4 separate regions of the Mus musculus genome follow, and regions 2, 3 and 4 are each linked to region 1. The links are chromatin loops, found by intact Hi-C in ENCODE. Cell type or tissue: left cerebral cortex. All regions are shown on one strand. Region 1 holds the start of Gm25245 (a small nuclear RNA gene). Region 2 overlaps Cryzl1 (crystallin, zeta (quinone reductase)-like 1). Region 3 overlaps Itsn1 (intersectin 1 (SH3 domain protein 1A)). Region 4 overlaps Cryzl1 (crystallin, zeta (quinone reductase)-like 1).

What was found. Peaks named below come from ENCODE experiments on the same cell type or tissue, not always from the same donor. Only the 100,000 strongest peaks of a DNase experiment are listed, where the experiment ranks them.
Region 2: a loop joins it to region 1, with 2.9 times the contacts of the local background. A loop is called at or near these places in 26 of 42 quality-filtered maps.
Region 3: a loop joins it to region 1, with 2.6 times the contacts of the local background. A loop is called at or near these places in 5 of 42 quality-filtered maps.
Region 4: it touches region 1 in a loop (4-fold over the local background); 23 of 42 quality-filtered maps call a loop at or near these places.

Annotation. Positions count from the first base shown.
Region 1 is chr16:91,914,310-91,922,309 of GRCm38, forward strand. It overlaps Itsn1 (intersectin 1 (SH3 domain protein 1A)), which reads left to right. Exons shown (of 39, transcript NM_010587.2): 39 at 1-6,270. It overlaps Gm25245 (a small nuclear RNA gene), which reads right to left and starts at 7,106; the gene lies at 7,000-7,106. In left cerebral cortex, a CTCF peak has its summit at 3,695 (motif pointing left); DNase peaks (open chromatin) are centred at 3,679 and 4,358; H3K4me3 peaks cover 504 bases; H3K27ac peaks cover 485 bases.
Region 2 is chr16:91,701,031-91,709,030 of GRCm38, forward strand. Cryzl1 (crystallin, zeta (quinone reductase)-like 1) reads right to left here. Exons shown (of 13, transcript NM_133679.2): 5 at 7,799-7,843; 6 at 6,195-6,263; 7 at 42-175. Gm10785 (predicted gene 10785) reads left to right here. Exons shown (of 6, transcript NR_040389.1): 2 at 7,748-7,860. Among named protein-coding and RNA genes, the nearest start is that of Gm10785, 16 kb to the left of the region's middle. In left cerebral cortex, a CTCF peak has its summit at 3,742; DNase peaks (open chromatin) are centred at 1,854, 3,803, 4,074 and 4,396.
Region 3 is chr16:91,825,732-91,833,731 of GRCm38, forward strand. It overlaps Itsn1 (intersectin 1 (SH3 domain protein 1A)), which reads left to right. Exons shown (of 39, transcript NM_010587.2): 15 at 2,130-2,217; 16 at 2,463-2,602. Among named protein-coding and RNA genes, the nearest start is that of Gm52262, 75 kb to the right of the region's middle. In left cerebral cortex, no CTCF peak of the experiment used is centred here; a DNase peak (open chromatin) is centred at 4,746.
Region 4 is chr16:91,690,657-91,698,656 of GRCm38, forward strand. It overlaps Cryzl1 (crystallin, zeta (quinone reductase)-like 1), which reads right to left. Exons shown (of 13, transcript NM_133679.2): 9 at 4,605-4,703; 10 at 3,526-3,644; 11 at 1,943-2,048; 12 at 48-93. All of the region lies in intron 1 of Gm10785 (predicted gene 10785), which reads left to right. Among named protein-coding and RNA genes, the nearest start is that of Gm10785, 5.8 kb to the left of the region's middle. In left cerebral cortex, a CTCF peak has its summit at 4,228 (motif pointing right); a DNase peak (open chromatin) is centred at 4,226.

The sequences.
Region 1 (8,000 bases):
TCTGTTGAGATGGAGTCCTATTGTGACCCATGGGTGACACACAGAGTCTCAAACCTTGATTCTCTCCTCCTTGACTCTACTTTTTTGACCAGCTAGCCTTCAGTTCCTACAAATGGTAGGTCCTTGCCAACGAGGAATCTGAGGCTCAGATGTCTGCTTTGTAAATGCTTGCCCAGGCTGCACCACCTGGCACCTTGATGCCAGCTGTTCAGATACCCCCTGAAGGCATCCCTCTTCTATGGGCCACACTGCCAGTACCTCCCACACTCTGACCTCCTCTCACTCAGGAAGGCACTTTCCTGGAGCCTGGCTATGCTCTGACCCTCAGTCACCCCTGAGAATTATCCCGAGAGCTCTGAGGACAGAAGCCCCTGACTGGGCTTCCTTCATGGGCCACTTGATCCAAAGGGTCAGTCCTTGTCTCTGGGGAAGCGTCCATGTTTTGTCACCCAGCAGATGGATGGATAGCTTTATCTCTTGGGACCAGATTTGCTGTGTCCACAAGAGTTTGGAGACATATGTCAATCATTAAGGTCCAGATCTGCCCTCGATGGAACAGAGAGCCTTCTAGATGAGAGTCAGCAGGAATGCTGGAGAAACTGGGCAAGGGTGCTGGGTTCAATTTTGTAATGATATGTCTCTGTCATTGGACAGCAAATAAGAAACTTCTCTCCCTAAAGAACCTTTCTTCCTTATTTTCAGACAGGACCTGACTCCATAGCCCAAGATGTCCTTGAACTTAGGGTCCTCCTGTCTCAGCCTCCCGTGTGCTGGAATTTCAAGTGTGTCCCGCTGGGCTCAGCTGTCTTCATTTTTATAAAAGGTGGATCAATGGGCCGCTCATACTGCCTGTTATCTTCACTCAGTGCCAACGTGTGTTCTAGACGTGTGTCACGAGGTCACAGGCGTCTGGAAAGGGTGATCGCAGGTTGGTCTTCCAGGGTGGGACAGCAGCTACCTCCCCAGGAGCTGCTGGGCAGGAGAGAGCTGGGCAGGAGAGAGCTGGTGACCATATACAGTCCAGGGTGTCCTAGAATCCATTAATCAAGGACACATGGACGGGCCCCTCTGGCTTTCATTTGACAGGTGGAGAACCTGAGCCAGCTGAGACCGCAGGGAGGATTTGCACCCCCAAGGGCTTTGTTTCTAGCTGTTCGGACCTGGCCTGATTCCTAGGAAGAAGCCAAACCTCTGATGGATTCTTTTCCTCTTTTAGACCCTGTCAGAATCCAGATGCACGAGAGTTAGAGACAGTTCCTCCTCCTCTTCCTCCTCCCCCTCCTCCCTCTCCTCTTCCTCCTCCCCCTCCTCCCTCTCCTCCTCTTCCTCCTCTCCCTCCCCCTCCTCCTCCTCTTCCCTGGATTGGCCCCATGGGCCCAAATTCTTGTTTTTCTTTGTTTCCCCCTTATTCTCCAAAGACACATTGAAGCTGACATTTCAGGGAATGCCTTATTGGGCAGGCCTACAGAGGCTGGCTTGTATGAGTGGTGGGAACCTCCTCAGAAGAGCCCAATCTTGCTGACTAGTAATTGACAGTAAGGAGTCCCCAACATGGGTCCTAAGATGCCACCCCCTCCTCCCCTGTATCTCCCCGCTCCTCCCCTGCACAGTCTCCTTTAAAGGGGGGTCAGCACCTGACCTTTTCCCAACTCCATTGCTTGCCTACCTGCCAAGGGACCCTGTTCTGCAGGGACGTGGGGGTGTGAGGGTCACCGGGCCAAGGTAATGCAGGAGAAAAAAGGAGGGAAGGAAAAAGGAAGAGAGAAAGAAGGAAGGATGGATGTAAGGATAGAAGGGATGGAGGAAGGAGGGAGACAGGGCAGGTGGTCAAAGAGAACGTTAAAGAGGCTTCCTCGCAGGTTATGAAGGTAAGGGCTCACTCAGTGCCACGTACTCCCCGTGGGGGTTTAGGGGACCGCATCTCTGGAGAAGAGACTCGCAAACTGAAGATGGGACTTACCCCTGCCCTCCTTGTCATGGAGACTTAGACCTCTAGTGTAGCAGCCCCTAGAACCATCACGGCTTCCTTTCTTTTTTATTTCTTTTTTAAAGATTTATTTATTATACTTAAAAAACAGACACACCAGAAGAGGGTGTCAAATCTCATTACGGATGGTTGTGAGCCACCATGTGGTTGCTGGGATTTGAACTCAGGATCTTCAGAAGAGCAGTCAGTGCTCTTAACCACTGAGCCATCTCTCCAGCCCCCACCATCACGGCTTTCTGAGTGGCAAATTCCCAGAGGCCCTTGGGCATAGCATTCTCTTTTGAATGACTCCTATTAATGAACATTGTCCTTTGAAGGGCTATTCAAGGAAATAATGAAGACTTCTTGTTAGTTTGGACTTGCAATAAATAACTGGCTGGTTGCCACAGGGACTCCTCTTTCCAGTTCCCTGTTTCCTGATACCTAGAAAGTAGCTGAGCTAGAGGAAGAGAAAGTCCCGGAGACCGTTTCCTCACAGGACATTGCACGAGGTCCCTGTGGTCCCAAGGATCCACTAATGTGTATAATGACTTCGTGTCTGTAAGCGCCAGGAAAGGTTCTGTCCTTGAGAAGCACAGGAAAATACAACCCGTGAGAAAGATGGCCAGGATCTCAGGCTCTCTAAGTTGAGAGCATTGAAACTCCTATGTCAGCACCCTGGGCAGACTGCAGTCAGGAACAGCAACACAGTGAGCAATGCTGACAGGATGCTGTTCCTTCAGGGGGGCTCTATCCTGTCCAGGCCGCCTGTTGGGGGCTGGGAGGCAGAGAAGGGACCTCCTTTGTGGCTTTTAAGCCAACTTGTAGATCTAATTTTAAGTCACTTTAATAACATAAAATTCCTGCTCAGTGGCTGGGTAGATCGCTGACAAAGTGCTAGCCCGGCAAACCTGAGGCCCTGAGTTTGATCCCCAGCCCTTTCGTAAAGAAACCAGATTCAGCATGCGTAGCTGTAGTACCAGAGCTGGGGATGTGGAGACAGGGGGATTGTTGGACTTGTTTCTTGGTGCCGTGGCTCACAGGGGTTGGGACTGGGGATGTCTTGAAGGATAAGGTACAGAAAACTCAGTACGGAAACATTAGTGTTTATCTCCACCAAACAACTAACTCAGTTCTACTCAGACCTAACTAGTTCCTTTAGTAAAAGGAGCTAATAGTTTATATTTTGGCAAATAATTCTCCTAGCACTGTGTGTGGCTGTCCTATTTCAGGGTGAATTGCCCCTACGCTGTGTCAGGTCCTATGCTATATTTTAATCGGATCTGTTCTGTTTTCTGGAGCAGCCTAGAGTCTCGCTGTTATTACAGTGATGAGTATTTTAGTGTTCGAAGTCCACCGAGGAGAGTTTCATTCAGAAGCGGGCTTATTCCGTCAGCCTTCAGATTGCCCAGCGTCCCTCCGGGATTTCTGGGGAGCTGGCCAGTGACCAAGGCTCCTTTTTACGCTGTGGAAATTCCTCCCTTCTTCTTTTAGAACCATCGTACCCGTATCCTGTGCGAGAGCTGCGCCTGTGGTTTTCTGCCTCCCCGGCTATACTCTTTTGTCTTTCTTGTCTTATCTCCTGTTCTCGGTGAAAACAAGAGTGGGGACCTTAGACAAATAGGAGCCAAAGGCAGCGTGGTGGCTTGTGTGGCCATTTCCGCACTGTGGGGCTCTTCCTACCTAGATGGTTCTATTGGCAGGGTCAAGGTGCTGGCGCCCCCTGCTGCATCCCAGCAGCATTGCTCTTGTGGAACTTGCTAGTGAGAGGGGTGGGGGTAGGGTCAGGGCTAGAACCCGACTGTAGTGCTCCCCGACTCTCCCAGCTGAGCCGTGAGCAAAGAAGGAAGGTGTGAGTGAACCCAGCGCTGGGCACCTACTGAAATGGCGTTCCTGCCTGCTGGGGTGGACAGAGACCCTCCTCAGCTTCCCTGCCTTTTCTGTGCCTTCAGAGGGGAATGTTGCAATTCAGTTCTCCACAGAAAAGGACTGGCTTCCTGAAGTAGGCCTCTGTCCCTGCGAGACAGGGTAGCCCTACTTGGTAGGATAGCAGGGTGTCTACCTGAAGACTTCGACTTTGGACGTTTTAAGTGGCAAATGGTTTGATGCAGCCCTTGGATGCCCGGAGTGTGTCTGTGAGTGAGTGTGTATGTGTGTACCAAGCATTGGGGGATGGCTGTGTGTCCCACTGAAGGAGACAGGAGATGTTTTGCTCTACCCTTCCCCAAGCTGCATTCAGGACCAGCTGGTAATGTGTGGACCAAGTGCAAAAATAAAAATGGCCTCCTCCTTGCTCCAAATGATTAGGGATTTCAGCAGGGGCAGCAGAGAACTGAGCTGAGTTTGGGCCCTGCTGTTTGGAGGGGCTCCAACACCCTGGGGCTGGCCTTGACTACACTGTGAATGGAGCAGGGAGGGCCTTGTTATGTCTTTCTTCTTTGGAAAGGTCTCCCTGGCAGGCTGCGCGGAGCTGAGATGGAAACACATCGTCCCTTCTCCCTCTCTCCCCCCTCCCTCCCTTGTTTTCTTTTCCTTTCCTTGCAGTGCTAATTATCAAAGCCAGGGCCTCGTGCATTCTTAGAAAGTGAGGTGCTTTTCAAAACTCTACTCTTTTATCTCTTAAAAGTACAAACAGTGCAGAATAATTACAGCGCCCGAACCCCCGGCTAACACCTGGAAGCGCCCTGGATGGACGGGGAATGGTCAACATAGGTTGATGGTTTCTCAAGTCTCCGTCCAGGGTGTGTCTCTGGATATCAAGTGGGGCCTTTGAGTCTTCAAAGTTGAATTTTCTGCTTTGAAATGAAACCTTTCCCTATTCAAGGGTTGGTCTCCCGGTTTCTGGTGTCACAGAGGAGATTCTAAACTACTTTAATGGAGAAGAGCCTAGAAGAGCACAGGGTCCCTGTCTGACATCGAGAGGTCCTTTGTTCCTTTAGATACTGCTTTCTGGAGAGAGAGTGGGCGGAGCCAGATGCCTCTCTGCCCTAGAGGCCAAGTGTCTGAGAGTTTACTCCTGGGAGGCAGGGCTCTCACGGGATAGATCCTCCATGTGTCTTTGGGTGTTCGCAAAGAAGAAAGGCTCTGCTGTGTGTGTAACCTCTGCATTCTGGAAGCCCACAGCTCTGGGGAGGCCAGAAGTTAGGAAGCCGCTCCTCAAAGGTGTGTGTGTGTGTGTGTGTGTGTGTGTGTGTTGCTTTGTTGTGCAGCCTGTGTTGTGTTGGATGCTCCAAGCCCTTTGAGGCTCTGTTTGCCGTTTGCAGATGTGGACCCATGTCCACACATGCAGAGCAATAATCTTTCTCGAGTTTCCCGATTCCACTCCTGTAATCCCAGCGCTCCAGAGATAGAAGCAGGAGAATCAGGAGTTTAAGGCCAGTCTGGGCTACGTGAGACCCTCTTTCAAAACTAGAAACACAGAAACTGAGAAGGGAAAACCCACAGAAGGCTCACCTGCCTCAGCTTTAAATCACCTTAAATGGGTCATGATCCCTAGAGGGACCTGACCACTACTCTGCCAGCATCCATTTTAATGAGTGAAGATTTTGGATACCCTTCATCAATTAACATTCTCTAAGCGTTACTTGCTGAATATTGCTGTCAGATCGTTCTCTCAAATGATGCTCAATGGTAAGACATGCATTTAACTGAGCATTTGTTGTCAATGGAGCTGAGAGGTCAGCCTCAGCTCTGGTCCTTGGCAGCCCACAAGCTAAAGTCTCCTTGCCCCTCCGTCTGCCGCGGTGCACACAGGGGCGCAGGCTACCATTCCCCTGTGCTGTACTGTCTTCGCTCTTCTGCTCTGCAACATTCCACACGTCGATGGTGAACATAGGTGAACATATCTGTACAGAGGCGAGAAACCTCCGCCAAATGTCCTGTGTCTGACAGTCAGCTCACAGCTCCTGGGTTTCTGTATTTTGTGCATTTTCCAACAAAGGAAAAAGACGGAAATCCACTACATAATGTGAAAAGATTGTGTTCTGTATGTGGTTCGTCAGGAAATCTTTGCTGTATGTTTTTGGCAATGATGATTATATGTGTATACAGTATGTAAGAGGCTATGCTGTTCAATGTTGCATAAACTTAACAGTCTCTAGTCTGAATATCTAACTTGTTATTGTAAAATGTGATTTCTCATCGAGAGATTATTTTTCTGTATGTATATGAGAGTATTTTAGGAATCTAACTTAAGTGCATAAACTATAGAAGAAACTTAAAATCATATCCCAGGAGTAGAAATGCGTGATCAGGTCACTTGGGTTCAACCCATCTAAATTTTATTAAAAAACAAATCCAAAGTGAATGTTTAGGAATTCAAACGTGTGGATTTTTTTTTTCTGCCTTGCAGGGGATATGTGGTCGATGAGATGGGTGGAGCCATGATAGAATGGAAGAGATCTTGTAGCCATGACCCGGGGTGAGACCATGTTAACTCATACGATGCACGCATATTCTGAAGAGACAAACAGTCTGCCTGCAGCCAGACCTGCTGCCACAGACAATGGGCTCTAGTCAGGAACATGGCATGGTCAGAGAATTCAGGCGCATTTGGGGAGGCCACATGCTGGCTTCAGCCTCTCACCGTTTGGAAGCACACAGGAAGGCTGAGCTTGGGTTTCTTTTTTTCTTTCTTTTTTTTTTTTATTACATATTTTCCTCAATTACATTTCCAATGCTATCCCAAAAGTCCCCCCCCCCCACTCCCCTACCCACCCATTCTTATTTTTTGACCCTGGCGTTCCCCTGTACTGGGGCATATAAAGTTTGCCTGTCCAATGGGCCTCTCTTTCCAGTGATGGCCGACTAGGCCATCTTTTGATACATATGCAGCTAGAGTCAAGAGCTCCGGGGTACTGGTTAGTTCATAATGTTGCACCTACAGGGTTGCAGATCTCTTTAGCTCCTTGGATACTTTCTCTAGCTCCTCCATTGGGGGCCCTGTGATCCATCCAATAGCTGACTGTGAGCATCCACTTCTGTGTTTGCTAGGCCCTGGCCTAGTCTCACAAGAGACAGCTATATCATGGTCCAAAAATATGGAACCCTTCACGAATTTGCGTGTCATCCTTGCGCAGGGGCCATGCTAATCTTCTCTGTATCGTTCCAATTTTAGTATATGTGCTGCCGAAGCGAGCACGAGCTTGGGTTTCTAGGCGCAGATGTTTTCAGGTGTGAACAGTCAGCTGGAAACTTCCTGGAGGCCCACGCCGAGCCAGGAGGCCTACCTTCCCTGCTCCACTCTCTTCCCCGGAAAGTATCCAAAGTCCAGGCTACTCCTGGGCACAGCCCTTCTATACTTGACCACCTTGAATGTTGCTTCAAGTGAACCAGGGAGGGTTTGTGAAACAGTTCTAACCTCACCTCTAACCCCTGCTCCCCGAGAGAGCATCGCAAATGACTTTAGTTAGAGGGGACCTTGTGAGTCCAGCCTTACCCAGCTGACCAGAAATGCCTCTCAATTAAGAGCTGGCTTCTGGTGACTCGGGTGAATACTGATCGCTCCTGGACTCTCGGAAGTGTGAGCACTAGGCCAGCACGTCTCCCAGCATGTTGTGTGCCTTTTAATACTGCCAGCCTAGGCTTCACGATGCTGGAGGCTCAAGTGGGAGTAACGTCCTGACTGCAGAGGTGCAGGTAGCGTTACTGCAGGAAGCTTCCCGGGCTCCGCGAAGGCTGGAATGACAGTGTGCTCTCTGACTGTCCCTGGTCCCAAAGGTCAGGCCATCCAGAGATCTCTGAAGGCCAACATGCAGACCCACCTAAATTCTGGCCCCCTTGTCCAGAGACTTCTTTCCTTCTCTCCTGGAATGCTGGTCTTTGGGGCTGGGGTGGTCATAGGCTGCGAAGATAAATCACCCACACAATTGTCCCTTGTCCCAGGTGTTCCGAATGTGCAGAAGAGAAGGTAGGATGGACGTAGGTCCTCCCCCACAGTGCTGGTGAGGTTAACTAGCCTTTGTGATCTTTGTAGTGGACCATGAGGCTGGTGGCATGCGGCTCCTTCTCAGCCCTGCCCAGTGGTAGAAGTAGA
Region 2 (8,000 bases), 210 kb before region 1:
GGACTAATTTTTTTTTTTAAACAACATCAACTGGGACTCACACTTGCCCCGTCCATGATCAGCACAGACTTTCCAGGAGAGAGTTGAGAAAGATAATACAGAGCTGTGCAGGCTCGGACTCCGTCCCGGATGACGCCAGCAGCTTCCGTCCATGACACCTTTTCTGGCTTATGAACTATTATGACAAAGGACAAGAAGAAAGAGCTCATTAATAAGTTCCATTAGTACCTCGTCTGTCCCACCGTGGGCGCCGAAGCTGCTGCAGTCCTCCCTTTGTCTCTTCTGTCCCTGTTTCTGTCCACAGGCACTCAGGAAGCACACAGAAGGTCAAGCACAGCGGTGGGGCTGACCAGAAAACACACACAGGTCACACACATTGCCTTCCTCCTGACCAGTCCCCGCTCGCTCGCTCTCACAGGTCCTGTTTCTCTTCTACCTTCCGTTCATCACGTGGCCACTCAACAGTTACCAGCTCTGCCTGACTCTGCACTTGATCTTTTTTTTTATATCATTTCATATTTAAAATGTGTGAATACATGTGTAAGACACAGTGTATGTACAAACAGCAGAGGGCACACCCTGAGCCCCACCTTGGGTTTTCTCTGTATAATTTTTTTTACTTATTCACTTTCCCTCTCTCTCACTCAGTGGCCCCCTCCCTGTTACCCGCTTCCACAGTTCATCTTCCACCCTCCTTCTCCTTCTCCTCTGAGGGAGCAGAGATCCCCTGAGTATCCCCCACCCTGGGACTTCAAGTCTCTGCGAGACTAGGCACTTCCTCTCCCACTGAGGCCAGACAAGGCAGCCCAGGTAGTAGAATATACCCTACATACAGGCAACAGCTTTGGGATAGCCCCACATGAAGGTCAAGCTGCATCTGCCACATATGTGCGGGGAGGCCTCGGTCCCGCCTGTGTTTGCTCTTTGATGGTGGTTCAGACTCTGAGAGCCGCAGGGGCCCAGGTTTGTTGAGTGTGTGCGCTGCTGAAGGCCGCACCTCCCCTGAGTTTTAAACAGCTTTTCCCTGTCCTGCTTAGGAGACCGTGGTGGAGCTTTCACTTTTATTATTTTATGGCTTGGGCCACATAGAAGTATTGGAAGTATTTGTCCGTTCTTAGCTGGTGAACGCGTTTACAGTCTTGGGCTGTCAGGCAGTGGCTCTGAGCAATAGCACCTGCCGCCAGAACAGCCGCTGGCCATCCTTGACTCCGAGTCCACAGCCCATCACTTGGACATGTGACATTCTTACTGTGCCTGTCTAATAAAATGCTGAGGATCCCCCCTCTCATGTTTGCCGCCTCTAGAGTACTTTTATGAAGTGACGAAGTCTCAGCATTTTCTTGTTTTTTGTTGTATGTTATTTTCATGTATTTCAGATGCCTTCCACTGCACTTAGAAAAACAGTGAAATTCCCAATATAGTTTTAAAAGCTCAACATATAGCTGGGTATCATGACATACACACTTAATCCCAGTACCTGGTGGGGAAGGGTGTGCAGGGAAGGCAGAGGCAGGCAGGTCGCTGAGTTTGAGGCCAACCTGGTCTACATAGTGAGTTCCAAGCACCATGGCTACATGGTGAGACCCTGTCTCTAAATTAAACAAAGAAATAACATCCCTGCCCCGCAAACCCTCAAACGGGGATGACAGTCTAAAAAGTGAGCGTTCTGTATGACCTGCCCAGGAAGCTGTTTCTTCACATTTCCACTAATCCTTGTTCAAATAAATTGTGGTGCTGTTCCCACTAAAAGCAATCCTTTCTGTAAACCACGCTTTCCATAAGAGCTGCTCACAAAGCAGTCAGCCATGCAGCACAAGAGACTAACACCACCTGGTGGGGAGGCGGAGCCTACACCCCACCCTGGAGAAAATGCTGGGCTGAAACAGGAGGAGTGTTTCTTTATGACACTCTCTGGAGCAGGCATGATTTATAGATCTGCTTTCACCCTTGGTTCCTGGTCATATCTCACACTGCCTGTCTTATTTTCTAAATGATGATAAGTGTATCTTTCATCAAAGAATTTGGACCTTTTGTCCTTGGTTGCCTGCTCAGTGAAGGTAAAATACGATCTTTTTATTGCTGGGGTGTGTCAGTTCAGAAGCAAGCTTCAGAGAGCAAAGTCCCTGACTCTCTGTGCTCTGATCTTGCTGCTCTGGTCTTGGAGCCATAAAGCTATGACATGTTTTGCCTGCTGGCAGATATGAAGACCTTCAGTTTTTATTTTTATCTATCAGTCTGTCTGTCTATCATCCGCCCTTCTATCTGTGTACCTCTGACTGTCCTAGAACTTACTCTGTAGACCAGGCTGGCCTTAGACTCAAGAGATCTGCCTGCCTCTGCCTCCCGAATGCTGGGAGTAAAGGCGTGCGCCAGTACCAAAGACCTCCAAGAGAAAAAGACATTGTCCTATGTATTTCATTTGTTTATTTGTATCCTTTAATCTCCGTTACAGTAAGCCAGTAAATGTATTATCTGCAGTTCTGCATTTCATGCAGCAGCGTTTGCTTGCATTTATGTGCATGCACCATGTGCATGCCTGGTGCTCCTGGAGGTCAGAAGAGGGCACCAGTTTCCCTGGATGGACCTAGAGTTACAGACGGTTATGAACGACCATGTGGGTTCTGGTAATTAGACCTAGGTCTTCTGTAAGAGCAACAAGTGCTCTTAAAACTTAACATGTTGACCACTGAGCATCTGTCTCTCCATTCCCTGTCCTCGCTCACTCAGCCACTCTTACAAACTAAACAAGCCTGAAGTGGAAACCTGAACTCTTATCAGAGTCCCGAAGGCCCACACTAGTGACCATGCCACAAATGAAGGCACTTCTGTGGGACTGAACCCTCAAACTGTAGCATCTCTGCTATCTCCAGGCAGACAGCACCAAGCTTAAAGAGACTTAGATAGGAATAGAGCATGTCTGGTGTGTCCAGTGTAGAAGTGATTGCCATAGGGAGAGACCCCTGCATTCTGAGGTCACCACCTCAGGAGTGACCCACGTTCAGAACACTGCAGAAGAAGTGCATTTTGTTTTTTTCTTTCTTTCCTCTTTATCTACCTAATACTATTTTTCTAATTTTGCTGATTATTAAATTAAGTACAGAATAGTAATTGATTTACCTAAGGCCTCATAGGTAATAAAGTGAATATATGAAAAAGACTAAAGTAGACCTATCTATTCTCATGTTCATCTACGCATATTTTACTTATATGGCTTTTGGGGAGGCAATATCTCCCCACCATAAGATTTCAGTCTGCCATATTTTATCAAAATGTTATTCATATGACATAATCCCCACACTTGTAAAAGAATGACAAATCTGAGACCAGCTGTGGGTACACAGCCTTATCTTGGAAGAGAGAGAGAGGTGATAAAAACAGGGCATATATATAATCACATATGCATGTGCACACACATCTACATATACACACCATTCATGTAGTCCTTCAAAAAACATTAAGGGCAATAAAACTACATTTAAGAATCTAAAAGTTTTTTTTTTTTAAGTTATTTTTAGCTGGGCATGGTGGCGCACATCTTTAATCCCAGCACTCGGGAGGCAGAGGCAGGTGGATTTCTGAGTTCGAGACCAGCCTGGTCTACAGAGTGAGTTCCAGGACAGCCAGGGCTACACAGAGAAACCTTGTCTCGAAAAACCAAAAAAAAAAAAAAGAGTTTAAGATTTATTTTTATAATTTATGTATATGTGTGCACTCAAGTACCACAGGAGCCCATAAGAGGGCGAGATGCTCCTTGCTGCTGGAGTGACAGGAATCTGAAGGCTGCTGAGTGTGGGGGATGGGCTCTGAAGCCCAGTCCTCAGGAAGCAGCAAGGGCTCTCAAGGGCTGGCCTCCAGAGGTTCTAACTAACTGGTAAGGGGCCTTGCTTTGACGGTAGATGCTCAATGCTTATTATGTTAGAAAGACTAACAAACAAAATAAGGATCAATGGTCGCTACATGAACACTAAGAATAAAGGACAGAGTTGAAAGTATATGCCCAATTTTGAGTGAATGAAATTATTTTTAAGCTTGGCGGAAAGCCTTGAGAGCTGAGAGCAGCTGGGGCTATGGCGATGGTTCCGTGCTAACACACACTCTCCCCAGGCCTGACGGCCAAGATCCACCCATGGAACCCACGCGCAGAAGGAAGGAGAGAACCGACTACAGACTACAAGTGGTCCTCTAAGCTCTACACATGCACCCTGCCTGCTCGTCACCTCTCCACCCATACAGACAACAAACAAACGAACATTTAAAAAGGAGTCTAAGCTAGGTGGAAGGAGCCCAGTTTTGAAGTGTCACTGATATTGTGAAACGGTGCTCACATCTGGTGGTCGTTTGGAACCACATACTTGGGTTTGGTAAAAGAACAAGATTCAGGTGAACGCAATCGCAATGACTGAATGCTGAGTCTTACTGCACAGTCGCTCAAGTTGAATCTCAGATTTCCCAGTGCAGTTTCCGGAAATGTATTGAAAGCAGCCTCTGCCCATAAAAAGCTGGAGCTGCAAACAACAGCTTCTAGCTGAACAGCCTCATTCTGCAGTGAGTGTGGCCAGGACGCTCACCGAGGGCTCATAACTTTGGTGGTCATTTGTTAATTTTTTAAAGATTTTTTATATGGATGTGTGCATGTATCTGTGTCTGCAGGCCATATATGTGCACGTCCATGGAAGCCTGAGGTGTCGGGCCCCCTGAAGCTGAATTGCAGATGGTTGTGAGCTGCCAGATATGGGTGCTGGGAACTGAACTCAGGCGCTCTGGAAGAGAGGCCCGTGTTCTTCACCACTGAGACGCTCTAACCCCAGTGGTGGTCACTCTTAGAGGCTGTTCTGAGTTAGGTCCTTGGTTTGTAGCCCGGGTCCTGAACTCTAGATCCTGTCTCTGGCCTAAGTACTAGGAACACAGCCATGTTCTACCACAGCTGCACTAGAGGACCCACCCACCCCTAAGGAAACATCGAATCCCAGCTCTGTCCTCAAAGACTCTCAGCACTTGTCTACTCCATAGACTTCCGACACTCCTGGACTATAATCCACCTTCCTGACTTATAAACAGAACCAGGAAAGAGCATCATTTAGAACACATTACAGCTAGGCCCCAAAAGTCAGTGCTCATTTCCTGCTGGACTGGGGATGCAGATGATGGCAGAGCACATGACTGCAAGCACGAGGCCTTGGGGCTCCATCTCCAACACCTCAAAGGACTCACCCTGCCTATCGGGGCTTTGTCTTGTTGCTGGTATTTTAAAAGCCATTTGGCTGTATGTATGTGTTCATGTGTATCTGGGTGTACATACCCATGCACATGGCATGTGGAAGCCAGCGCTACATGTGGCGTGTCTTCTCAACCATTCACAATCCTTCTTTTTGAAATAAGATCTCTCTCATCAAAGTTGGTGTCCCCCAGTTGGTTAGGGTGCCTGGCCCACAAGCCTTTGGCAACCCTGCTGTCCCTGCTGTCCTCGGCACTGCAGCTACGGGTCTGCACCACTGTCCCTAGATTTTCTGTGGCTTCAGGAGTTCCGAATCAGGTCCTGAGGGCTGTGCAGCACGTTCTTCACTGCCCGAGCTGCCTCTCCAGCTCAGCTGTCTCTCCTTATGGCTTCAGCTTCTACAGCAAGTGGGGGCCACCTATCAGCTCTAGTTCCTAAATGTTCTTTACCTACTCCAATTGCACAGGAGATGAAGTATCTTTTCATTATTTTCAGGACGTGTATATGCATTTACGAAATGTTCAAAATGTAATTTCTCATGAAAAATAAAACTGAATACTGATCAAAGTCTATTAGCAACAAAAACCAAATACAAGCTTTTAAAATTTTTTCCTGTTTCAGCTTTGACAAATACTGTCTAAATTGTGTACATTTTTTTTGTTTGTTTGTTTTAGTCAGTAATGAAGAGTTCAATGGTATAGTTCTTGCTTAGCAGACTGGAGGTCCTAAGTTCTATCTCTAACAACACACACTCGAGTACACACACACACAAATAAGCCAAGAGCAAGACATTTATAAATTCTGATGTGAAAGATTCTACAGCCATGAGCAATGTTAGTAAATCTCACAGGTCTACACAATGCTTAATCTAAGCACTAATTTATAAATAACATACGCCAGAAGTATCACTTGGCTAAGGAAAGGTTATGCTCTCAGTGGAATAGACTTATATAGTTCTGAAGGACAGACTGCCACGTACCCAGGTAATGCTCATGTACTCGAATAACCTCACAGAGCCCGGGGTCTTCGGAATCCAAAGGCAGAATTCCTAAAAATTAAAACAAGAAGCTTAAGGGGAAGTCTGTGAGTGAACTCATTTCCTGGGAGATACGTTCATGTAAACTCTGTACAGTGAAGTTGATGTAAAGGTGGCCGATGTCATGCAGCAGACCTGGAGTGCTGGGGTCCCTGAGCCTCCTTCCCCCAGTATGCCCTGAACAGAACCCTGCGTTTCTGGAGGCTACTCAAGTTCTAAGTCTGCTCTCTTACAAAAGGAAACGTAGGCAATACAGAGTATTACTGAGTGCTTGGATAACTAAGACTACAATCATCAGTTCTTCGAGTCAGAGGCCCCGTGAAAGCTGGAGACACGCTTTCCCGTCCCTCTGATCTTCAACGGCCTTTCCCAAGGCTCAGAGGATGCCGTCTATGAAGACGAGGAAGACCAAGACAGTTATGAATGTGGCGTTCACACGTAGTTGCAGGACTGTCTGGGACACAGGCATGAGCAGATGTTCCCAAAATGCTTGCAGTGATTATAGATTTAAGAATAACAAGGGGGCTGGCGAGATGGCTCAGTGGTTAAGAGTGCCAACTGCTCTCCTGAAGGTCCCGAGTTCAAATCCCAGCAACCACATGGTGGCTCACAACCATCTGTAATGAAATCTGATACCCTCTTCTGGAGTGTCTGAAGACAGCACTTTAGTGTACTTACATATAATAAATAAATCTTTAAAAAAAAAAGAATAACAAATTCAGGGCTGGAGAGATGGCTCAGCGGTTAAGAGCACTGACTGCTCTTCCGAAGGTCCTGAGTTCAAATCCCAGCAACCACATGGTGACTTACAACCATCTGTAATGAGATCTGACTCTCTCTTCTGGAGTGTCTGAAGACAGCTACAGTGTACTTACATATAACAATAAATAAATCTTTAAAAAAAAAAAAGAATTAACAAATTCAGCCGGGCAGTGGTGGCGCACGCCTTTAATCCAAGCACTCGGGAGGCAGAGGCAGGCAGATTTCTGAGTTCAGGCCAGCCTGGTCTACAGAGTGAGTTCCAGGACAGCCAGGGCTATACAGAGAAACCCTGTCTCGAAGAAGTAAAAAGAAAAGAATAACAAATTTGCTTCAAGCTAATTTTCATTTGTAAAAGTACAGCAGAGAGCTTTGTGGGGTGAACAGAGGTTCTACGGCTCACTCCATGGACAATCTTCAAGCACAGGCCTGTGACTTTTTCTAGAAATTTCAGTCTGACCAAGCAGTAGGGACTAGGCAGGAGAGCAGAACATGGAGGGAAGGGTGCGTCCTGCTGGCTTTGTCTGTGACCGCTCGGCCAGCGCCTGGCAGGCTTGATGTGCTCTGCTGAGGCTAAGCTCTCTGTTTTCTTCAGTAGTCAGTATCTGAGGACTAATTCCAAAAGTCAGAAGAGTATCTTTACTTTTGGAATGTGAGGATTGAATGTACTACACTCCCAGTCGAAGACAGTGTCTTTATCTGACGTGCGGTCACAGTGAGCATTACTATTTACACAGAAGAAAGACAGCTGACGACAGAGGACTGAGGACCTGGGCACCACCACTTACCGACCACTTCGTCGTCTGGCTGAAAGAACGTTACCTTCCTGCCAACTAAAGAGCAGAAATAGGTAGGCATTAGCATCACAAGGAAACTGCATTTAATTATTTACCTGCTTATTTTATTATGTGTGTTCTGGCAACATGTATATCTGTGTAGAATGTGTGTGTTTGGTTCCATGGAAGCCAAAGAGGGCATTGGATTCCCTGA
Region 3 (8,000 bases), 89 kb before region 1:
GACTTTGGATCAAGTATAAGCTTAGTGAATATTCCCATATACACCTGAAAAACATATGCACTCTTTTTCACCTTAGCGTGTCCAATTAGCCAGTTAGAGCAAGCTGATTCATGGTAGAGTTCCAGCTTCCTTACAGATCTGTGCGTTCTGCAGCGGTGGCTGTGCTGGGGCCACACACAGGCCTTCCTTCTGCCTGCACTCTAGGCAAACACACTCCTGAGTTAGACTCCTCCCCCTGTGACCACTGCGGTCACCCAGAGAGGCGCATCCTCCCTCAGAAGAGGTTCCCTTCCCGTCTGTCTGTTGTGGTTTCCTGTACTTGAAAGTAGCATCGGTTTGAGATTGAGGCTGTGATCACGGAAAGTAACCAGGATGAGAAGTTCATGGCCAGAAGTCGTTTTCAAGTGTTAAAAACTATGTTTACTTTTTTTGAAGTATGTTCTTCTGTATTGTAGCTCCTTTTATTTTATTTGTTTGTTTGTTTGTTTGTTTGGAGTCTCACTCTAGCTCTGGTTGGCCTTGAACTCAAAGAGATCCACTTGCCTCTGCCTAGTGGTGGGCCCTTGTAGCTTTTAGAATTGTTACTCAGAAATCTGGGCAAATAATACCCAAAGAGATTGAGAGTAAAGATCGTGTGCTCAGTATGCCATTATTGTGACTGAGTGTTTTATGACTGAACACATTTGGTACCAAACACAAGAGTGTTCGTCATTGGTAGGTGCAGGTCCTGGATTACTGGTGAGGTGACCGCAGCTATGCTCTGAGGAAGAGAAGCACACAGACAGTGAGGCTGGCTGCTGTTGCTCCTCCTGTGCATTGGCGCTCTGCCTTTGTAGTCAGTCCCGGCACATTTGGTATTGACGTGACCTATTGGAGAAACTTGAAGCTAAAGTTTTTTTAAAGATTTACTTTACTTCTTCTGTGTGTCTGTGTGTCTCTGTATCTCTGTGTGTCTAGATTTGTGTCTGTGTGTTTGTTTGTCTCTGTATCTGTGTCTGGGTGTGTGTCTGTGCGTTTGTAAGTCTCTGTGTTTGTGTGTGTCTGTGTGTTTGTAACTCTCTGTGTCTGTATGTGGATCTGTGCCCATGAATGCATGGCTATGGAGGAGTGCTGAATCCTTTGCTGGTCCTTTGTGAAAACAGCCCTGCTCTTAACCTCTGAGTCATGCCCAGCCTGGGCTATGCTTTTTAAAGAGCCCTTTCCATGGGGGACATCTCAGTGGGTGGAAAATGGCGCAGGTTCCTCCTGATGGGGCTTGAAAGCACTGAGTAGGCTTTGCTTTCCAGGACAAAGGTCTGCTGTGTGTTTTGTTTTGTGAAAGTCTGCTGTGGGTCACTCAGAGGCCTAAGAGGTCCCTGAATCCCTCTATTGAGTTAACCTCCTACCGTGCAGGCCTAGCACAGTTCATTCTGCAAATGCCAATGTGTGTCTACAAGTGGGTGCCAGAGAGACTGGATCTGGGCCTCTACAGGAAATTCTTAAGGCATTTTATTTTCTCACAAGAGTCATTTTTCCCCACTAAGGTAAAAATAAATGTCAAGTAAGCCAGCAAGGCTGCCAGTTTACTAAAGTGACTACCAGATCATTACAGCTGAAAGTCAACAAATACTGTGCTTGGCACATTACCACAGAAATTCCAAATAGTCTCCCTTATGTAGTTTGGTTTCAACTTTTTTCTGTGCTAAATTAAAAAGGGGGGAGGACAGAAAAAGAGGGTAATTCAGGACTCTTAAGTTTAAAATTCCTTTGTGATGGCAAAACATGAGTAGCATTTAGGATTCTAGATGTGACAAATGTCCTTCTGAGTTGTGTGTCTAACGTTAGGCATGCAGTCAGCCTCGGTTGAAGCTAGTGAGTGCCACATGCAGAGCAGAGCCAGCTGAGGCTGACCCCCACCTGACCCCACCATGCTAACCTGCAGCCAGCTTGTGGCCTTTGTGCTGCATCTCTGCAGTTAAGAGAGTGGGAGTTTCTTTCATTTCATGTATGTCACACCCACCCTCGTAAGCAGAACCAAAGGCGTGGCGGGGCAATGTGCAAAAGATGCAGGTGAGGTGGGAAGTGACAGGGAAGGACCCTGGGATCTCAGGGTCACTCACTCACCTGCTGTTTCCTTCCCTCTCCCCTAGGAATCTCAGCAAATGCTTGGAAGACTTATTCCAGAGAAACAGATACTCAGTGACCAGTTAAAACAAGTCCAGCAGAACAGTTTGCATAGTAGGTGTCTTATTGATTTGCATGTTTTGTTTGTTCTGTTGGTACACATCCCGAATGCTGGAAGAGGTGACTTTTGTTCAGGCATTTGTTTTATCCCTGAGTAGTGCTCCCCTCCTCCCTCCCTCCCTCCGTCCCTCCCTCCCCACCCCCCTTATCAGCAAGAATTCCCTTCATAAACATGAAAGTTGACCATGTTCCACACTGTTAGCTAAAGTTCTCCTAACTTGTGTCCTCTTCTGAAATAGGAGACTCGCTTCTTACCCTCAAAAGAGCCTTGGAAGCAAAGGAGCTGGCCCGGCAGCAGCTCCGGGAGCAGCTGGACGAGGTGGAGAGAGAGACCAGGTCAAAGCTGCAGGAGATTGATGTTTTCAACAACCAGCTGAAGGTGACTCCTGGGTGCTGGGCCGCCTCCCCTTTGCTTGGCTTGTGAGCAGTGGTTCAGGGCCTCTGTGTGAAGGCTGTCGTGGTGCCCGCTGCCCCTCCAGTTGTGCTTGCTTTCTCTGAGGTCTGTAAGGTAGCCTGTGTTAGGGCCCTGCCCCTGCCCCTGCCCACCTTTCACACCTTTCTTTTTTTTGCCTATTTATAAACATGTCACATCCAAAGCCAGGCCCAACGTGCTCTCTTCTCTGTGTTCACTGAGGGTTACCCAGGTGCTTTTCTGTTTTAACTGAAATTTCCCTGCCACTCCAGTGATCGTCTGGAGTATGACCTGTCTTATCTCCCTCACTTTAAATGCCTTTCAGCTGAATTAGTTCATGGGGTCATGGCTCTGTCTCTGGCACAGCTGGTGATGGCTTTGTCACCCTGCACAGTAATTCAGGAAAACCACACACACAAGCCTCTTTCTGTATGGTGTTCCATTGTTTTAATCACGTTAACTCAGGCTTGCCATAGTGGCACACACCTTAAATCCCAGCGCCTGGTAGGCTGAAGCAGGCCGACCTCTGAGTCAGGGGCAGCTGAGGCTGCATAATGAGATCCTTTTCAGAAGTAAACGGCTGACTGACTGACTGACTGACTGACTGACTGACAACATAGATAAATAGGTAGTTAGATGAGACAGTGGATAGTTCATTGCATTCCAAAAATATTCACTTTAGTTTTCTAACCTTAAAATTCCTTATAATTTACTATGTATGGCCCATTTAGCCCCTAATACTCAGAAATAAAACTAAAACCTTTACTACTAAAAGAAAATTTTAAACTAGAAAGTATAGTTGAGGGTTTTTTTTTTGTTGCCCTTTGGATTAAGAGTCCATGCCAGATTGTCTAGACATCCAAGTTAAAGTATTTGTGCAGTTCTTTCAGCATTGAGGAGTGAACTTGCTCAATTGTACAATTCCAGGAAAGTACTCTCCCTTAGGGGAGTGCTGTGTAGCCGACGTGTGTTTCATTTCACATTGCTTTCCTGTTTGTGTGTGTGTGTGTGCGTGTGTGTGTGTGTCGTATCAGTATGGGAGGTGCCTCTTTGAGTTCTCTATCCCCAGTACAATAAAAGCTGTTCTCGCTTGCTCTCACTGTAACTTACTGCTGTATTAAGCAGAAAGGATTTAACATGGGGACAGTCTCACAGAGTCTCCAGGTAGTGGGTAGTGCCTGGATGTAAACCTTTGAGGACCGTCAGCTTCGGAACACAGGAGAAGCACAGCGTTTGCCTTAATGATTGCTTTTCTACCAGTTTGGCCTAAGACTCGGTTCAGATGCTAGGGAAAGATGCTCAGGCAAAGGCTTGTGACTGACACTCAGATCTGTGGGCTAGAGATGTTAGTGCTCGTAGCTGTTGCCATTGCTGCAGAGAGCACCATCAGATGGACTGAGTCGCGGTCTTGTGACTCTGTGTGTGTGTGTGTGTGTGTGTGTGTGTGTGTGTGTGTGTGTGTGTGTGTGACGCTGCTGCGTGTGGTGTCAGAAGTTCTTAGCTTTCCCCACACACACTGGCCCTTTCCCAAATAGGCTTATTTTGAAATTATAACATTTCTTTTTGCCTTCTACATTCTTATTTTGACTTCTTATTATCAGTAAAGTTCATATGGCAAATGCAAATCATAGCTGTGTTGTTGATCCTTTAACGTCCATTCACGGGGGTCCACTGAAGGGGCTGTGTTGACTGAGGTTTTTTTGTTTCTGGAATTCCTCTGAAATCTGCGGAAACCAAAAAAGAAATGAGACAACTGAGAGACTGCGTTAGCATTTAGTTTCTCTGTGATCTCCTGCTGTTTCTCTTTATGTCCACCACGCTGGAAAATACAAAGCGGTTTTCCCCTGACTTTAGAGCATGTGTTCAATAGCAAGCAAAATTTCTGTAGGAACTAGACCAGAAGGAGCCTCGGCCTGACCCTTGGCGTTTCTGCAGCAGACAGCAGTGCTTCCGGGGCATCTGCACAAATGCTGTAAGATGCACTCCTCCCGTTCCCAGAGAGGTGCCGTGCCGGCGCGGTCACCCACGGGTGCACAGCTGCTCTTTTCTCAAAGGCCCCGGCAGTAAGTCAGGGTTCAGCAGATTCATTTCATGTTCGTGGAGGTTATGCACTCCCAGGCAAGAAGACAGAGCTGTTGGCCGGCCTTAGCTGCTAACAACACTTTAAGGAGAGTTGCCTGGGACGCCACGCCCACGTGAAGCAGCTGACTGTGGGCGTGCATGGATCCGGTGAGGATCGCTGCCCCGTGTCACTCGCCGGCCTCACCGCACTACACACGGCTTCCTTTTGTAGGTATAAATGCATTTTGTTTTGACTGAGACAATAAAGACTGAGGATTTTATAGTCTTTCTATACACACATAATCACAGAATCTACTTTTATTCTTTTCCCTAGACTCATTCTTCCGCTAAAGGTCTTACCCATTTTCTTTACCCTGGGAAGAATTAGCTTTTTATCTTATCTGATAAGCTAGGGAAAGTCTTGAGTTTTCATCTAAAATGAGGACAGAATCTTGCTGTAGGCAGACAGCAGGCCTTTGTTTCATATTGGAACCAGAATATTAAAACTTATAGCAACAGCTCAGTGATAGACCATTTGCCTACCATGAATGAGACCATAGGTTTAATCCCACTGCAAAATAAATAATAAGTTAGCATACTTAGAATCACAGCACTGCTGGCAACTTTGGGTTTAACACATGACCTCAAATCCGCGACCTTCACCCTTCATTCTGCGCTCTTAGAAATGTGAGACTCTTGCTCCATTTCACAGAGGCTATTTTCCATGCATTTATCAGATGGAGACAACTATAGCCAGTGGTAGTCTGAGCAAGGTTCACCCGGTTCCCACACGGTCTCTACATAGGACTCAAGATGGGCCTAGTTCTGCATTGCCCCCAAGACAAGAATCTCACTGTAGCAGTTACACTTTGCTATCGTCTCATAAAGGAAAGTTGGTGAGGCAGACATACAACACCCTGACATAGAGGCTCCTTCCTGTGCTGGAGATTCCTGACTTGACATGCCTAAAATTCAAGACTTGAAAGATTTGATGGGAACTTTAAGAATTAAACTCTGGATGGGGTCAAGCAAACCATCTAACCAGTATACTAGCCAAGAGCAGATTTTGATAGTGAGTATTGCTACTAAATTGCTATTATTTCTCTCCCCTCCCCTCGTTTATTTGTATATTTGTTTATTTATTTTTAGAGACAGGGTTTCTTTGTGTAGCCTTGATTGTCCTAGAACTCACTCTGCCCTGCCTCTGCCTCTGGAGTGCTGGAATTTAATTCACCACACCAGTATGCCCAGCTAAATTACTATTTAGCATCTTCATTCAGTGACCAAATTTATTTACCATAAATTTGTTTATAAAATGTATCTTACATACAACCAACACATCTCAAACTCATGCTCTTGAAATATCATTTTAAACTTTTAAATCTATAGCTTTCTTGTTACACCTCATTTTACAGAAAATCAGGTTTCAGCTTTTTTCAACAAGCTGAGTTGTCTAAAGGGCACATGGGGCAGGCTGTAGTCCCTGGGGCTCTGTAGTTTACAGGGCTGAGAGATGTCAACGTTGTGCAGAGTGTCAGAGGACACCGTGAAGAAGCCTTCCTGGGACCTCTCTTGTCCTTGGCAGTGGTGGCCCCATAAGGGACAAATATCTGTCTGCTTCAAGTTTGCCACCTCACTTTGCTCAACATGAAATTTTATTCTTATTTCCACCTAGAATAATAAAAATCCTTTAACTGACTCCTTGTGGTTCTGGGAACTTCATCTAGAATCCTTGAGTATGGACCTACTACTACCCAGATGTAAAACAGACAGCATGTGTTACATACCAGATTTCATGTCACACGGAGACAGATTTGGTTGGTTTGGGGTTTGTTTGTTTTTTGTTTGTTTTGGTATAAAATATGGGTGTTTTCTATGTAAGGTTGGAAAAACATTTAATAAAAGGTTATGAGAGAAAGGGGCAAAGACAGTCTCCTGAAAGTTTTTTTTTCATCCTCTGTATCATTTACCCAACAACTTTCTGCTTTAGAGGCGGCATGCTGTAGTAGGTGACAGGCTGACAGGCTGTAATAGGTGGCACACTAGAGTAGTCGGCATGCTGTATTAGGTGGCATGCTCCTCTATGATGGCATATTTCCTTGTGTGTGAAGCTGAGACAGTTGGGGAGTTCCAGTTTCTAGGAGAAACTAGAGTCCATGTTCTTTCTATGGAAACAGCAGAGTACTCTAAGCTTGCTGTGCAGAAAGGATAGGGTCAGACTGCCCAGAGGCTGGCTGTGTAGTGCTACTTGGTGAGTATTGACTTCGGTTTTCAAAGAATGATTTGAACATGTTTTGCAAACATTAATCTGAACCTTCTTAGAATTTAGAAAGCAAATTGAACATCTTTATGCTCTTCCTGCGTTTAGTATATCACATGAATAAACTTTATAATTGCAGTTAAATATAGAACGTCCATTTTCTTTGACTTTGTACTTTTTTTTTTATATCTTGAAATAATTTTTTTCTAGATTACCGGGAGATATGTTTTTGTGTTTTCTGGGCTCATTAACTTGTTTACTCTTTTGTTTGTTGTGTCACTTAATTGGGAAATATTATTGTATCATAAAACTCAAGGGGGCCAGCAAGTTGGCTCAGTGATAAAAGAGTTCAGTCCTTGGAACCCAAGTGACAGAAACAGAAAACCAGCCACCAAAAGTTGTACACACACACACACACACACACACACACACACACACACACACAGAGGCACGCACATGTGCACATACTCCCCCCTCCCCCAGTAGATAAATAAAGGACAAATATACAAATAAAACAAATACCTAGAATTTTTGTTTTGTTTTGTTTTTCGAGACAGGGTTCTTGCTGCCCAGATTGGTTTCCTATGAGATTAATAGTAATCAAGCTCTTTAGATTTGTGGCGTCAAGTTCAGGAAATTACAGTCAGTGGTCTGAGTATGTTTTTGCCGTTTATCTCCAAAGGACAGCCTAAGGCACAAACAAAAAGCAAAATAATTATAAAAAGTTAGATATCCAGATTTGTGAACACTTTATCCCAAGATGCTGGTCTCTTCTCAGCCTCTGTTGCCGGTCCTCTTCCTCTTCCTTCTCCTCCTCCTCCTCCTCCTCTTTCTGTTGTTACAGGCATCTTTATGGAGGGATAACCCTTTCTTTACAGTTTATTCAGGTGAATATCTCATACATCAGCTAATAGGACCCTGAAACCCCCCATTTCTGAGTCTCTTTACGACCCCGTGAAGGAGAGGCCATCACAGTAAGAGATTCAGTGACCTTTGGCATAGCCATAAAACAGCCATCAGTGAACTTGAAACTGGGCCATATCT
Region 4 (8,000 bases), 220 kb before region 1:
TCTTTGAGAATTGAAAAATGATGATTTAGTTTTTTGTTTTAGCATACCTGAAAACACCAGCTGATAACTTCTCCATCACATCTTTTAAGATACGTAAATGGAAGGATTGTTAAGGTTCAACTTAGCAGAGAGGGGTAAAGAAACCATTCAAGATGCTGGGCAGGACTCCTTTTTCTTTATATATAGCTTTGCACTTTCAAATTCAAAGTGGCACCACAGCTACTAAAACTGTCAGTCACTGCTAGAGCAACGGGATGATTAGCAGTATCTGAGGTGTGACAGGAACACAAGCGCTGGAAGGCGAGTGGTAAGGACAGCCAGCCAGCCAGCCAGCCAGTCAGCACGGAGCTGGTCAGGGGTGCCATGGTCTTCTTCACTTAAGCATTATGCACGCGGTATAGTCAGCATTTCAGCTCTCACAGGGAGTTAACATTCATCAGTTGATCCGGTTGGTAACAGGTTCAACTTGTTTCCATAAATTCTTTTATTTGTTTCAAAAATGAGAAAAAAAAACAAGTTAATATGCATCTATTTGTGGCAGTTTTAATGAAAAATGTCCCCCACCGGTTCCTGAGTCTGAAGAATCAGCCCCGGTTGGTGTTAGAGAAGTTATGGAGCCTTTAGAAGGTGCATCCTTGTTGGAGGAAGCGCTTCACCGGGGCAGGCTTTGATGGTCTATGGCCTGGCCTCATCCCTGCTTACTGCTCGCTCTCTCTCCCTCTCTCTCACCTATCTTGATGACAAGGCTTCCCAGCCATTATGGAACTGTAGGCCCAACTGAACCCTTCCATAAACTGCTTTTGGTCATGGTGCTTGCCGTAGCAACAAAAATGTAACTAACATACTATGTTACTAGCAATCAATAGTATATCCATATTAAGAAAAATAACAATAAATAAGAAGATCTGGAGAGGGGCTGGAGAAATGGCTCAGCAGTTAAGAGCACTGACTGGCCGGGTGGTGGTGGCACACCCCTTTAATCCCAGCACTCAGGAGGCAGAGGCAGGCGGATTTCTGAGTTCGAGGCCAGCCTGGTCTACAGAGTGAGTTCCAGGACAGCCAGGGCTATACAGAGAAACCCTGTCTCGAAATACCAAAAAAAAAAAAAAAAAAAAAAAAAAAAAAAAGAGAGAGAGAGAGAGAGCACTGACTGTTCTTCCAGGGTCCTGAGTTCAAATCCCAACAACCACCTGGTGGCTCAAACCCATCTGTAATGAGATCTGATGCCCTCTTCTGATGTGTCTGAAGACAGCTACAGTGTACTTACATATAATAAATAAATAAATCTTAAAAAAAGAAAAAAAGAAGGTCTGGAGAGAGGCTCATTGGTAAGATCACTTGCTGTATTTGTAAAGGACCCAGGTTTGGTTCCCAGTTCTCAAGTGAGCCATAAGTGTCTGTAACTCTAGTTTCAGGGGACCTGACACCCTCTTTTGGTCTCCTTGGACACTAGGTACACAGACATACACATAAATAAATAAATAAACTTCTAAAAAAAGTTCCATTATGATACTTATAAAATTAAACTGTAAGCATTTAGGAATATTTTATGCAGTGGCACCATCATAAAAGTTAAGTATGCTACCAATTTAGGTATCAGGTAATGCCAGGTTAAAAGCAAAAGAAAAATTTCCACTTGTCTCATTCTTTATCTCCCATTCAGAAGGGGTTAGACCCTGTGGTGTGATTATGACTCTGTCTCTTGCTCCCTGCACCACTGGGCACCCAACAGTAGCCTCTCACCTGTGAAATGGAGCTACATTACTCAGGCATCATAGACTTAATGTTTAAATGAATACAAGATACATGTCACACTGTCAGACAGACTCAAGGAAAGTTCACAGCTAATTATCATTTCTTATTGTTACATTGAAAGAATTTATGAGTACAAGGCAATTCAAAGCTAGCAATTCAAATTCAAGTCAGTACAAAAAAAGGATATAAAGATATTTTCCCTGTTGTGCATTTGACAAATTCCAAACTTCATCATTAAGGAAAGCCACCGTTGCTCCCTTGAGGAAAAGGCAGTGGCTATCTGGAGGATCCAACTTTATAGAAGAGACAAAGACAAAGCAACCACTATTAAGTTGAACAGCACAAAGATGCTCAGACTACAAAGTCTTTAGTACAAATTAAACATTGTAGGAAGCATAGCACTTGCTACAAGCTTAAACAGCCAGTAGTTACCTGCCATTAGTTAACTCTTAGGTTTCCTTCTCTATGCTGTGATGAAGTAGATAGAACAGGGCAGTTGCAGGGCCGATCTGGCATCTGGGGGAGATGGGGTAATGTGTTTGATAGCTTCTCTGTGTGCCTTCTGCCCACTACTGTCAGGCACCTTTGTCTGGACTGGTATATTATTATAGTACTTATATATTAGCTATGATATAAACATTCAATTAGAATTCTGTTGAAAAATATTTCCTTGGGAGGTAATTCATCTATATAGACATACAGGAATATCAATTTGGGTTATAAAATTATGATAGTATTATTTATAATTATTTCATTACAGTTATAAGGTTACTGGAAAGAAAATTTTTAGGGTCTGGGAGATGACTCAAGCTACCAATGTAGTTGTTGCATAGACACAAGGACCCAAGGTCGGACGCTAGCACCCAGTAAAAGGCCAGGTGCAGCAACACACCTGTCATCCCAGATGTAAAAGGCCAGGTGCAGCAACACACCTGTCATCCCAGATGTAAAAGGTCAGGTGCAGCAGCACACCTGTCATCCCAGATGTAAAAGGCCAGGTGCAGCAGCACACCTGTCATCCCAGATGTAAAAGGCCAGGTGCAGCAGCATACCTGTCATCCCAGATGTAAAAGGCCAGGTGCAGCAGCACACCTGTCATCCCAGATGTAAAATGCCAGGTGCAGAGGCACACCTGTCATCCCAGATGTAAAAGGCCAGGTACAGAGGCACACCTGTCATCCCAGATGTAAAAGGCCAGGTGCAGCAGCACACCTGTCATCCCAGATGTAAAATGCCAGGTGCAGAGGCACACCTGTCATCCCAGATGTAAAAGGCCAGGTACAGAGGCACACCTGTCATCCCAGATGTAAAAGGCCAGGTGCAGCAGCACACCTGTCATCCCAGATGTAAAATGCCAGGTGCAGTAGCACAGCTGTCATCCCAGAGCTAGAGAGGCAGAGACAGGATACTTGGGTCTTGGTGCCAGCCAGTCTAGCCAAACTGGCAAGCTTTAAACTCAGTGAGAGATCCTCTCTCAAAAGATAGGGTGGAGAACAATAGAGGGAGAGACCAGATGTTTACCTCTGGCCTCTCTTGCATATACACGTGTACACAACCATAAAAGTGTAATATGAAATACAATTTAAAAATACAACTGTAACTCATTCTAACTGAACCACTTCCCTGCTGGATAGAATCTGACCAGTGCATACCTAACACAGAAAAGAAGCTCCATTCTTTTAAGCCCAGGGTGTAATTAGAACTTATGCTGCTCTTTGCTAATGGCATTCCCTTGGTGTAATAGCAAGGCTTTACTATTTCTGATAATACCTGAAGGTTTTCTTCTGTTGTTACCCAATGGCCTCCGACACCAAGAAGTGTGATGATGTCATGCTTATGTGGCAGATGTAACTTTACAGCTGGTTCATCATCTTTACTATATAATCTCACTTACAAATGAGTAAGTAAAAAAGAGAAAAAAGAGAATTTATAAAAATCTGACAATTTATTTTATTTATCAGTCAGTTTTATAGCAAGAAACACTTTTCTTTGGAAAAGGCAAACTTAGTTGGTTTTACACTATACCAAAATGTACTCTAGACTTAATTAAAATTAAATGCAAAATAAATTTTTATTTGGAAGCAAGCAAGGTATGTCTCATGATAATTCTAAGCAGCCTGGCTTCATACAACGGGGTGAAGTGCTGTCTCATTAACTGACAGAGTCACATGCACTGAAGCCCACACGTGAGAAGTGAGCACACTGATGTACAGTATACACTGCCACTGACGACTTCATACGTCAGCTTCCAATCCTGGAAAACAAACATCAGGGAGGCCCACACAGAATGGCTACAGTACAACAGAGTACAAGTACAGTCACTGTGCGGCTCCTAACGCTGACTCTTCAGGAGGAGTGATGCCGCCACATGTGCACGACTAGGTGTGAGATGGCTTCAAGTTAAATGTAAAAGCTCACAAAGAGATGGGACAAACTTGTTTCCCTCTATAGCAGTACAGAGGTCAGCCGTCCACTAGAGGGCAGCCATGCAGTACCCGTGCCTAGGGAATGCTGGGCAGGCGTGTAGTAGTAGCGACCCTCTGTGGAGACTCATCCTGATGACGGTTTTCTCACAGGGTTCCCCTGTTCTGTTTAAGCTTCAGTGCCTAAGGCTTAAAACCTGTGCTCTCTTCCAGAGGAACAGCGTTGAGGATGGGAATCAGGGAAGGAGTTAGACTTTAAATAATTTTTAATTAAAAACAAATCCTTAAACATCCAACTTTATGAGTGCAGTAATAATTAGTTCCTAGTTAAACCTTTTCTTCAATTTATCTAACTAAAAATATCACACAGGCTACTCAGTTCTCAGGAACCCACCTCCTGCATCTGCTCGGTTCTCAGGTACCCACCTCCTGCATCTATGACAATATCTACTCCCAGGCCACCTGTTTCCTCCAAACAGCTTTCAGCAACATGGACTTTCCCATTAGACACATCAATCACACGGGCTGTAAAGGACAGGAAATGAAGCAATTGTACTGTTTTCTTTGCGATCAACACAAACAGATTGGGGGGAAGGAAAAAAAAAACAGCTAGTAAGTTTCGACAATTATTAAATTAAAAGGAAAAAGTCAATCCTGCTTAAACTGTTTCTTTAGGAATTCAATCTGGGTTGGCAGCTCCACTAGGCTGAAAACATCCGAGGCTGGCCTGTGACAGAGTCAGCTGTCTCTGAGCACGGGACAGTCTGCCAGCCCCAGGAACCAGAGATGCGTCCTGTGTCTGTACACTGTGACACTCATCATTTCATCCCTTCTCACTCACGGACCCACCTCCCCTGGCTCCTCTAGCTCCCTGGAATGGATAACAGCCCTGAATGTGAGGAACAGGAATGTGATTGGTTTTGGTAGAGATAGGGTAAAAATCAAGCTAATTTTGATTGGCTTCACTTATTGCATATGTGCGTGTGCACACGCACACAAACACACACTTTTTTGTATCTGCGTGCTAAGTGAAGGACATGGATAAACCCTGGACCTTATCAATTGCAAAAAAGCAGACCTCTACGGAGCTATGTTCTTAGCTCTTGAAAGAACTATAGCAATAGGAAAATGAATTATATTAATAGTACAATAGAACTATACTGAGAATTGAAAAAAATTTTCAGAATTTCAACTAATGAGGATATAATTCTATTTCATTTTGTTCTTAGTACCTCGGTGAGGACAATGTTTGTCAGAGCTGTTCAGACTACAGGCAGAGTCTAACAGCAATCTGTGACTCTTGGTGGTAAGATAGGGCAAGGATGGGGTGCAGGGTGAGGGTGAGAGTGCAGAAGCAGGGTGCAGGAATGCAGGGGTGCAGGGTGAAGGTGAGAGTACAGACAGGGGTGCAGGGTGAGAGTGTAGAAGCAGGGGCTGTAGGGTGAGAGTGTAGAAGCAGGGGTGCAGGGTGAGAGTGCAGAAGCAGGGGCTGCAGGGTGAGGGTGAGAGTGCAGAAGCAGGGGTGAAGGTGAGAGTGCAGAAGCAGGGCTACAGGGTGAGGGCGAGAATGCAGAAGCAGGGGTACGGGGCTGCAGGGTGAGAGTGCAGAAGCAGGGGTGCAGGGACTGCAGGGTGAGAGTGCAGAAGCAGGGGTGCAGGGTGAGAGTGCAGAAGCAGGGGTGCAGGGTGAGAGTGCAGAAGCAGGGGTGCAGGGTGAGAGTGCAGAAGCAGGGGTGCAGGGTGAGAGTGCAGAAGCAGGGGCTGCAGGGTGAGAGTGCAGAAGCAGGGGCTGCAGGGTGAGAGTGCAGAAGCAGGGGTGCAGGGTGAGAGTGCAGAAGCAGGGGTGCAGGGTGAGAGTGCAGAAGCAGGGGTGCAGGGTGAGAGTGCAGAAGCAGGGCTGCAGGGTGAGAGTGCAGAAGCAGGGGTGCAGGGATGGCTTACACTGCACATACTGCTCTTCCAGAGGACCTGAGATCAGCTCCCAGGTTCCTGGTGCCATTGTCACACAATTCTCAACTGTCTGAAACTCCAGCTTCAGGGGATCTGGTTCCCTATTTTGGAACAGCACCCGCACACATGTGGCATACATACACGCATATAAAATAAATTGTAAACAAAAACTTTACACGAAGGTGCTGGGTAATCCTGTAGGGGGAGAATTAGCCAACAGGCAAACATTTTCAAGAACACAGTCGTAGCTATCTACCTCTGTCCTAAGCTTTCTCCCCATCTTCCCATGCCAGAGAGAGGAACACAGGCCTTCTTACATGATAGGTAGGAGTCTATTACTGAACTACAATTGGCACCTCCATTCCACTTTCTCTTTGTGTGTATATGAACATTTGCAAATGTTTATAGGTGAACATGCTCTCATATGCACTTGAGGATGGAGGCCCAAAGTCTACAGTGGAAATGATCCTCAACTGTTCTGCAGTAAACAAAATAAACAAAAACCCCAACTGTTTCGTATTACATTCATTGTGTGCATGTGTACAAGTTCTCATGTGTGTGCCACAGCAGAGGACAGCTTTTCTCTTCCCACCACGTGGGTCCCAGGGAAGGCATTTGGTGGCATGTATCTTTACCCACTGGCCCATCCACTTGTGTACTGACTGAGGTAGGGTTTCCCACAGACGCTGTCTTGTCATTCAGCCTGACTAATGTAGCCAGCTTCCCCAGGGACCCCATCAGCCTCTACTTCCCAGTGCTGACTACAGGACATGGGTTCTGGGATTCAACTCTGGTTTTCATGTTTGAGTGGTGACTGCTTTACCCACCGTGCCATCTCCCTGCCCCCCAGTTTTATTCTCAAACATCTTCAATCTCCAGCTTTTCCCCCTTAGCTCCTGTATTACCTTGCTTCTATCTCTGTTTATCTTTGTCAGATGCAGAAAGCAGCAACAGAAAGAACTTGGGACTAAAGTCTTAGTCCAGTCCTTTGTCTTGTTTATATCTTTTCCCTCCCTCCCTCCCTCCCTCCCTCCCTCCCTCCCTCCCTCCCTTCCTTCCTTCCTTCCTTCTTCCTTTTTGGTTTTGCCAGACAGTGTTTCCCTTTGTAACAGCATTGGCTGTCTTTATTTATTTATTTAAATATTTTATTTATATAAGTGCACTGTAGCTGTCTTCAGACACACCAGAAGAGGGCATCAGATCTCATTACAGATGGTTGTGAGCCACCAGGTGGGTGCTGGGAACTGAACTCAGGATATATGGAAGAACTGTCAGTGTTCTTGACCTCTGAGCCATCTCTCCAGCCCCCAGCATTGGCTGTCATTGAACTCATTCAGTAGACCAGGCTGGCCTTGAACTCAGAGATCCACCTGCTTCTGCCTTCCCAGTGCTGGGATTGATAGGCCTGTGCCACCCACCACTGCTCAGTTATATCTAGAAGAAGCCAGTTAGACTCTGAAAGCGCTGTTAGTTGCCAAGGGCTTTAAGTCACATTTCACATGACTTTTCCTGACTGCCCTTCCCTCATGCTCTGCTTGTTTTTCTCTGTTACTTTCTGTTACTTTCTTCATTCCAGTCTTTCCTTGTTCTTCTGTCCACTATCCCTAGCCTCAATACTTTTCTTCTTTTCTGTTCAACCTTTCCGAGAGCTTACCAGCCTCCACCATGACCTGCACATTTCAGCTGTAGCTGGCCTGTGTTTATGTGTACATGGGTCTGCTTCTCTGCATTCTGCACAAGGCAGGCAGTGTTCACGGCTGAGAACTATTGATTATCAGCTAAAATAGAGACAACCTGTGTTTCTAAATTGTATCAAAGTTGACTTGGTTTAAACTTGGTTAAGTTGGTAATAACAGAACAAGGAAGAAAAAA